2 separate regions of the Homo sapiens genome follow, and region 2 is linked to region 1. The links are chromatin contacts, found by Hi-C or POLR2A ChIA-PET in ENCODE. All regions are on one chromosome and are shown on one strand. The core of a region is the stretch at or near the end of the contact, and the rest is flanking DNA. Distances in the headings are between cores, read along the strand shown.

Region 1 (4,600 bases), core at 712-3,211:
CCAAAGTGAAAAATATACTGACGTGAATAGACTGGAAGCAAATTAATTCATTCAACAAATATGCCCTGGGTACCTCTAAGTGCAGGTCCTAAGCTAAGTATGGGGCCCTGAAGATAATGAAGACCCTGCAACTAAGAAATAGTAGTAAAGTCTTAGAATTTAAAAAAGACCGTGACTGCTCTTAAGATGTTGTATATGGAGAGGCTGATACTACCTTGTGCTAAGTCCTATGGTAGCAGCATGCTCTAGGCATGAATGCTTGCACTCTCCTGGCCTGTTTATTATCCCTGTCTAGAGACCTAGTTAGTGACACAGAGTGGCCTGTGGGGTTAAAAACGTGCTGGGCAAAAGCACTTTAAGGACTGACTTAGAGACTCTACAGGCAGTAGAAACAAATTGGGAATTAGCACCTTTTAAAATTAATCCGTATTTACAGACTATAAATTTCTGAATGGGAGCAACCTTTTTAAATTTTGCCTTGAGTCAGTAGAGGAAGGTAGTGAGTGAACTGGAAATTGAGAGATCTGAGTTCTAGTTCTGCTTCTGCCTCTAAGCAGCTTGTAACCCTGGACACAATTCTCAATTTCTCTGAGCCAGTGCTTCCACATTTGTAAAACAGAGGGTTCAAGTGGCTTTCTCTTTGTTTCCTTCAAGCTTGAAAGGACTGTTCTTATGTCTGAAAACCAAGTAATTGGTGCACAAAAAAAAAAAGATATGAATTCAAAGGTAGGCGAGAATACTGCAGGCTTGAAGGATTGGGAGAACGTGTGTGCAAACTCTGCAAACTATAAAGTGGACTTCATAAGGTACTTGGTTGCTCAAAGGTGCTTATATTTATTTATTTATTTATTTGAGTTGGAGTCTCACTCTGTCTTCCAGGCTGGAATGCAGTGGCACAATTTCGGCTCACTGCAACCTCCACCTCCTGGGTTCAAGTGATTCTCCTGCCTCAGCCTCCTGAGTAGCTGAGACTACAGGCAGGCGGCACCACGCCTGGATAATTTTTGTATTTTTAGTAGAGACGGGGTTTCACCATGTTGGTCAGGCTGGTCTCAAACTCCTGATCTCAAGTGGTCTGCCCTCCTCGGCTTTCCAAAGTGCTGGGATTACAGGCGTGAGCCACCGTGCCAGCCATAGGTTGCTTATATTTAGTCCCTTGGCAGAAAGGAGACCTGACCTATTGAACTAGACCTTTGTACAACGGGAAAACCCCACCCTATACCTGACTGACCAGCAAATGTAGGAATCCTTTATGAGACATGGAGAGACTTGGGTGATTTGCAAATCATGTAATCAATTATGATTTCTTTGAATTTGAAATTTGATCATTTTATGTTTCTTATCATCATCCTACCATGCTCTTGCTTTGTTACAGTATTTTTTTCCCACGCCATCTATGGGGTATTTGTTTCCCAATGGCTGGCATTTCCATCTCATTCATAAGATGAAATCAGAGGTCACTGGAGTCACTGAAAGTCTCATGATTCTGTTTATCTCACTGACACTTTCCTTTTGGATGGTTCTGTCCACAACATAACTTTGTTTCCTTACAACTTCCCTTTGCTTCCTGACTCTCTCCTTAATTCTCTTGCTTTAGCCCTAGTCAAGAGACCCCAAAAGAAGATAATCACATTCATTCTTAAGGAACACACTCCAAGAAAAACATTCATCTTTTGTGAAAGCAGTTTCTGGATCATTTCCCCATTAAAAAAAAAATCCAGGACACTTACCTTGGTTAGCATAGAGCAGATTCTTTGACTTAAATTATTTCTCAAAGTCAAGGAAAGTGTTTGTCTTTTTTTTTTAAAAAAGCTCAAAACCCAAATTCTTTTTTCTGAAAGAAAAATAAATGGAAAGATGACTTTTGTAAAAGTGCCCTCAGTTTAAAACAAAAGCCATTCGTCTTTTCTGTTATGCTAGTGACAGCAGAAAGTATACAGACTAAGGAAAAAAAGTTGTGTAAGAGGCAAGCGTGATACTTCCGTGATCTTAAGGGAGGGCGGAATGGTGAGTTAGAATACAGCTGTTGGATTGGCAGAACATAAACGCTTCCTGCCCCTTTACCCCACCCTCCTCAACGTCATAGTTCTGGCAAAGCCCTAAAGCTATGGGAAGCACATGATAGCGTCGCTTTTGCCATTATAGTCTGTAGAGGGCGCCAAATCACCCCAAATTACAGCTTTCTCAGCGAAACAGGAGTTCTACTTTTGGAAACAAACTTCTACACCCTGACTCTTGCTTGGATTACCATAGGAGCTGTCCAAAGGAGAAAGTTATTTAGATGACCATTACCTCATCAAGTTCTTTCATGCTTGGAGTTCTCCAACCCCAGAAATGTGATTTTAAAGTTCAGGACTTACAAGGAATTTAAGCTGTTTTGTCCTTCAGATTGGATCAGCAGAGGGAGCTGGTGAAATGTGTTTGAGAAAGCATAAAGCTATTTTTAGATATTAACCTAGGGCACAAGAAAGGTAATAATTATAGAAGCTGTGGCAGAAATAGAAAACTTAACTGTTTTTCCTTCCACTGTGTGCTTGTAAGATAATATAACAGACCATCTTTAGGACTTGTGTTTAGGGACATTTTCCAACATGGTTCACTGAACAATTTCTAAACCACATTTGCTTGTGACTACACATGCAAATGCCTACAGGAGTGAGGAGGGTAACATACACGAGGAAAGTGGGCCAGATATGATCTGACTGGAAAGTACTTTCTCTGTCTATTCAGTTCAGCTAAATGTTGCTATTTGAGAAAATGAGCCCAATATGGCAAGGCCTTAGGTTCTTTTCAGTAAAAGCTGCAAATACAGATTTTAATATAAAATCTTCTGTTGGCAGCAAATATTTTCTTTTGAAAAATATCATGGAATATTATGCAGCCATAAAAAGAAATAAGATCATGTCCTTTGCAGGGACATGGATGAAGCTGGAAGCCATCATCCTCAGCAAACTAACACAGGAACAGAAAACCAAACACTGCATGTTCTCACTCATAAGTGGGAGTTGAACAATGAGAACACATGGACACAGAGAGGGGAATGTTGTAGGGCCTGTTGTAGGGTAGGGGGTGAGGAGAGGGAACTTAGAGGAGAACAGGTCAATAGGTGCAGCAAATCACCATGGCACACGTGTACCTATGCAACAAACCTGCACGTTCTGCACATGCATCCCACTTTTTTTTAGAAGAAATAAAGAAAAAAATTTAAAAAAAGAAAAAAAAATATTGTGTCCAGAGTTAGTTCCTTCCGGTGGGTTCCTGGTCTCCCTGACTTCAAGAATGGAGCTGCGGACCTTTGTGGTGAGTGTTACAGTTCTTAAAAGATGGCACAGACCCAAAGAGTGAGCAGCAGCAAGATTTATTGTGAAGAGCGAAAGAACAAAGCTTCCACAGAGTGGAAGGGGACCCGAGCCAGTTGCTGCCGCTGGCTGGGGTGGCCAGCTTTCTCTTATTTGTCCCCTCCCATGTCCTGTTTCTGTCTTATCAGAATGCCCTTTTCTCAATTCTCCCCACGATTGGTTACTTTTAGAATCCTGCTGATTGATCCATTTTACAGAGCGCTGATTGGTCCATTTTACAGAGCACTGATTGGTCCATTTTACAGAGAACTGATTGGTGCATTTTACAAACTTCTTGCTAGCTACAGAGCACTGATTGGTGCATTTTACAATCCTCTTGTAAGACAGAAAAGTTCTCCAAGTCTCTACTCGACCCAGGAAGTCCAGCTGGCTTCACCTCTCAATACCCCCTTTAAACAGGACACCCCAACTGCTTTTGAGAATTGCGCAATGACTGCTCTAGCTACTTCCTGCTGGATAGGGGTGAAGAAGAGACCCTGAATTGTAGTATCCTCCAGAGGGAAACTCTCTAGGTATCAAAGGGCCAGTGGGTCGATCCAGGGGGTCCTTGGTAGAAGTTGTTAGTTGAGCTCATTTGGGGTTTAATTTGCAAAACCATCTGTAGCTTGATGGCCTCGATCCTGGAGGAAACAAATTGACAAAGAGCTTAAAAATACAGGGCCCGAAGGCAAGTAATAGCAAGATGGTTGTCATGAGACCTAGAAAGGGGAGAAGCCATGTTGCCCAACTCCAGAGAATGGTATAAGAATTTGAAAGGCATTGTCTGATTTCAGAAGACTTTTCCTGTAAATGCCGGGTGGCGTCTCATATTAACCCTGACTGGTTAGTGTAAAAGCAACACTCGTCCCCTAAGAAGGTGCAAAGTCCTCCTTTCTCAGCAGTGAGGAGGTTAGGCCTCAGTGGTTTTAGAGAGTCACTGCTGCCAAAGAGTCTATTTGGGATTGTAGAGTAAGGATAGATTTTGTTCTTTCTTGCAAACTGCCTGAGAAATGCTTTGAGAGTGTGTGGTAGTAGGATAATGAAGTGGATAAATCTGCTATTCCGGTTCCTGTAGCAGTGGCCATTCCTAACCCTATAAGTAGGGGTATTAGTTGTATGGCCCTGTGCTGATGGACTTGTGCTTTGAGGAGCACTGATAGGGTCTGGGCAATGTTTATATTGGGACTTAGGAAGACTAAGGTGCAGGTGCCTGTCCAGTTGGTGGGGAGGCAGATATAGGTTGACATTCCATGTAAGAAGAA
Region 2 (4,600 bases), core at 1,254-3,753, 340 kb before region 1:
TTTATTTAATGGGAATATAGGAAGCGAGCTCATTTCCTAGGCCGTTAATTCACGGAAGAAGTGACTGGAGTCTTTTCTTTCATGTCTTCTGGGCAACTACTCAGCCCTGTGGTGGACTTGGCTTATGCAAGACGGTCGAAAACCTTGGAATCAGGAGACTCGGTTTTCTTTCTGGTTCTGCCATTGGTTGGCTGTGCGACCGTGGGCAAGTGTCTCTCCTTCCCTGGGCCATAGTCTTCTCTGCTATAAAGACCCTTGCAGCTCTCGTGTTCTGTGAACACTTCCCTGTGATTCTCTGTGAGGGGGGATGTTGAGAGGGGAAGGAGGCAGAGCTGGAGCAGCTGAGCCACAGGGGAGGTGGAGGGGGACAGGAAGGCAGGCAGAAGCTGGGTGCTCCATCAGTCCTCACTGATCACGTCAGACTCCAGGACCGAGAGCCACAATGCTTCAGGAAAGCTCAATGAACCCAACAGCCACATTTTCCTTCCCTAAGCATAGACAATGGCATTTGCCAATAACCAAAAAGAATGCAGAGACTAACTGGTGGTAGCTTTTGCCTGGCATTCAAAAACTGGGCCAGAGCAAGTGGAAAATGCCAGAGATTGTTAAACTTTTCACCCTGACCAGCACCCCACGCAGCTCAGCAGTGACTGCTGACAGCACGGAGTGACCTGCAGCGCAGGGGAGGAGAAGAAAAAGAGAGGGATAGTGTATGAGCAAGAAAGACAGATTCATTCAAGGGCAGTGGGAATTGACCACAGGGATTATAGTCCACGTGATCCTGGGTTCTAGGAGGCAGGGCTATATTGTGGGGGGAAAAAATCAGTTCAAGGGAAGTCGGGAGACCTGATTTCTAATACTATATTTTTCCTTTACAAGCTGAGTAATTCTGAGCAAGTCACAAGGTAGTAACTGAGGCTGTAAGATTACTTAGTTTCTCCTTATTAGGAACTCTTTTTCTCTGTGGAGTTAGCAGCACAAGGGCAATCCCGTTTCTTTTAACAGGAAGAAAACATTCCTAAGAGTAAAGCCAAACAGATTCAAGCCTAGGTCTTGCTGACTATATGATTGGTTTTTTGAAAAATCATTTCAGCGATGTTTACTATCTGATTCAGAAAATGAGACTAGTACCCTTTGGTCAGCTGTAAACAAACACCCATTTGTAAATGTCTCAAGTTCAGGCTTAACTGCAGAACCAATCAAATAAGAATAGAATCTTTAGAGCAAACTGTGTTTCTCCACTCTGGAGGTGAGTCTGCCAGGGCAGTTTGGAAATATTTACTTCACAAGTATTGACACTGTTGTTGGTATTAACAACATAAAGTTGCTCAAAGGCAATCATTATTTCAAGTGGCTTAAAGTTACTTCTGACAGTTTTGGTATATTTATTGGCTATTGCCATTTGCTTTTTGTTTTTTCTCTTTGGGTTTATTAATGTAAAGCAGGGATTATTAACCTACAGTCCAGAAAGCCTGTGAATTTGAATGAGGAAAAAATTACATTTTTGTTTTTACCACCTTCTAACTAAATTTAACATTTTATTCCATTGCGAATAGAGCCATAAACTCAAAGTGGTAATAACAGTACCTGTGATTTTGTCATTACCAATAGAAATCACAGACATTTTATACTATATTACAGTTGTTGCAGATACGTTGTAAGTGAAATATTTATACTCAAAACTACTTTGAAATTAGACCTCCTGCTGGATCTTGTTTTTAACATATTAATAAAACATGTTTAAAATTTTGATATTTTGATAATCATATTTCATTATCATTTGTTTCCTTTGTAATCTATATTTTATATATTTGAAAACATCTTTCTGAGAAGAGTTCCCCAGATTTCACCAATGAGGTTCTTGGCATGCACACACACAGAGTAAGAACTGATTTAGAGGCTAACATTGACATTGGTGCCTGAGATGCAAGACTGAAATTAGAAAGTTCTCCCAAAGATACACAGTTGTTTTAAAGCTAGGGGTGAGGGGGGAAATCTGCCGCTTCTATAGGAATGCTCTCCCTGGAGCCTGGTAGGGTGCTGTCCTTGTGTTCTGGCTGGCTGTTATTTTTCTCTGTCCCTGCTACGTCTTAAAGGACTTGTTTGGATCTCCAGTTCCTAGCATAGTGCCTGGCACAGTGCAGGTTCTCAATGAGTTTGCAGAGTGAATGGAAATATAAACTAGAAATATATCCTTGTTGAAATCAGCACACCAGTAGTCCTGGTGTAAGTGTGTGTACGTGTGTGTGTGTGTGTGTGTGTGTGTAAAACCAGGTGGAGATATAGGAACTATTATTGGGGTATGGGTGCATAAATTGGGATGTTCTTTTTAAAAAGAAACTCCAAACAGACTTCTGGAAGGTTATTTTCTAAGAATCTTGCTGGCAGCGTGAAGGCAACCCCCCTGTGCACAGCCCCACCCAGCCTCACGTGGCCACCTCTGTCTTCCCCCATGAAGGGCTGGCTCCCCAGTATATATAAACCTCTCTGGAGCTCGGGCATGAGCCAGCAAGGCCACCCATCCAGGCACCTCTCAGCACAGCAGAGCTTTCCAGAGGAAGCCTCACCAAGCCTCTGCAATGAGGTTCTTCTGTGCACGTTGCTGCAGCTTTGGGCCTGAGATGCCAGCTGTCCAGCTGCTGCTTCTGGCCTGCCTGGTGTGGGATGTGGGGGCCAGGACAGCTCAGCTCAGGAAGGCCAATGACCAGAGTGGCCGATGCCAGTATACCTTCAGTGTGGCCAGTCCCAATGAATCCAGCTGCCCAGAGCAGAGCCAGGCCATGTCAGTCATCCATAACTTACAGAGAGACAGCAGCACCCAACGCTTAGACCTGGAGGCCACCAAAGCTCGACTCAGCTCCCTGGAGAGCCTCCTCCACCAATTGACCTTGGACCAGGCTGCCAGGCCCCAGGAGACCCAGGAGGGGCTGCAGAGGGAGCTGGGCACCCTGAGGCGGGAGCGGGACCAGCTGGAAACCCAAACCAGAGAGTTGGAGACTGCCTACAGCAACCTCCTCCGAGACAAGTCAGTTCTGGAGGAAGAGAAGAAGCGACTAAGGCAAGAAAATGAGAATCTGGCCAGGAGGTTGGAAAGCAGCAGCCAGGAGGTAGCAAGGCTGAGAAGGGGCCAGTGTCCCCAGACCCGAGACACTGCTCGGGCTGTGCCACCAGGCTCCAGAGAAGGTAAGAATGCAGAGTGGGGGGACTCTGAGTTCAGCAGGTGATATGGCTCGTAGTGACCTGCTACAGGCGCTCCAGGCCTCCCTGCCTGCCCTTTCTCCTAGAGACTGCACAGCTAGCACAAGACAGATGAATTAAGGAAAGCACAGCGATCACCTTCAAGTATTACTAGTAATTTAGCTCCTGAGAGCTTCATTTAGATTAGTGGTTCAGAGTTCTTGTGCCCCTCCATGTCAGTTTTCACAGTCCATAGCAAAAGGAGAAATAAAAGGACCGGGTGAGATGTGTCTGCATATGAGCAGTAGAAAGTTGTCAATTGTCCCTTTTGAAAAACTATCCTTTTTTGAACCTTTGCTCAGATTGTTATTTGTACCTTTTGATGTTAAAATGACCTTTATTTATGAAATTACAATAGATTTGGGAAATGATAATAAGTGGTAAGTTTTTGTTTATTTTTAAATGTTCTTCCCTGGCAAAATAAAGAGATGGCACCTCTCTGTCAGTTTTCTTAATATGTTGTTCTGAAAGTTTTCTTACTCAGTCCAATCTGAGAACCTCTGCTTTTAAGTCATCAGACAAATTCTTGAGATGGCTTTTTCTGAGAGGCTCTTCTGTTCATCCTGGTCCCTTCTTGCCTAAAGGTGAGTCTGTGTGTGTGTGGGGGGGGTGCGGGGGTGAGGTGTTGGGGGAGGTCTTCTTATTAGCTGGGAAGATGGTATTTGTGTCACTTTTTGTGAAAGTGGGCTCCCAAATATTCCCTGTTGAGGAAGTGTTCTAATCATGAGGAAATAAGCAAGCAAATCCAGTTGTTGGACAATTAGTTTGGACTGGTCAAAGATGTCAGTGCCAAGGAAGAAAGAAAAAAGGGGTGGGGAAGGGCTTGTTCTATATTAAAGAGACTAAAGAAATGTGTTAACCAAATGTAGTGCATGAGTCTTGATTGGTGTCTTCATCCAAGGGGGAAAAAGGCTATGAGGAACAGGTTTGGGATAACTGAGGCAATTTGACTGCTCATTATTATGTTACTGTATTAATGTTCAGTTTCTTGGTGAGATAATGATACTGTGGTTGCGAAGGATAAAATCTTTGTTCTATGGAGATACATGCTTAAGTACCCAGGGTGAGGCGTCAGGATGTCTGCAATTTGCTCTCAAATGGTTGAAGAAAGACTGCAAATATATAGATAATGAGAGAAAGAAAGGTAAAACAACTGTGGCAAAATATTAATAACTGGTGAATTACAAACTGGTGAATCTAAGTATATGGGGAGCTTATTGTACTATTCTTTCAGTTTTTCTATAGGCTTGAAAAGCTTTAAAATTATGAGAAAATATTTCCTAAAAAGAGCCTTCTACGTGAAAGGCAAGCTCTTCATAGCTATGGGGTTAGAAAACCTAAGAGCCAGAGCCTGGGGATGACC

Evidence for each region. A loop is a pair of places that touch in the nucleus more often than their neighbours do. ChIA-PET counts read pairs that join two places held with the same protein, here RNA polymerase II (POLR2A). Pooled maps may share reads with other maps.
Region 2: a map of aorta shows a loop between it and region 1 (6-fold over the local background). The contact joins the promoter of MYOC here to the promoter of FMO4 in region 1. A Hi-C loop is called at or near these places in 1 of 168 maps with a recorded cell type or tissue (aorta) and 8 of 50 pooled maps. POLR2A ChIA-PET finds 5 or more read pairs at or near these places in 1 of 52 experiments (BJ).

What each region holds. Positions count from the first base shown.
Region 1 is chr1:171,311,544-171,316,143 of GRCh38, reverse strand. FMO4 (flavin containing dimethylaniline monoxygenase 4) reads right to left here and starts at 1,961. Exons shown (of 10, transcript NM_002022.3): 1 at 1,731-1,961.
Region 2 is chr1:171,650,591-171,655,190 of GRCh38, reverse strand. It overlaps MYOC (myocilin), which reads left to right and starts at 2,503. Exons shown (of 3, transcript NM_000261.2): 1 at 2,503-3,183. The coding sequence starts at 2,580.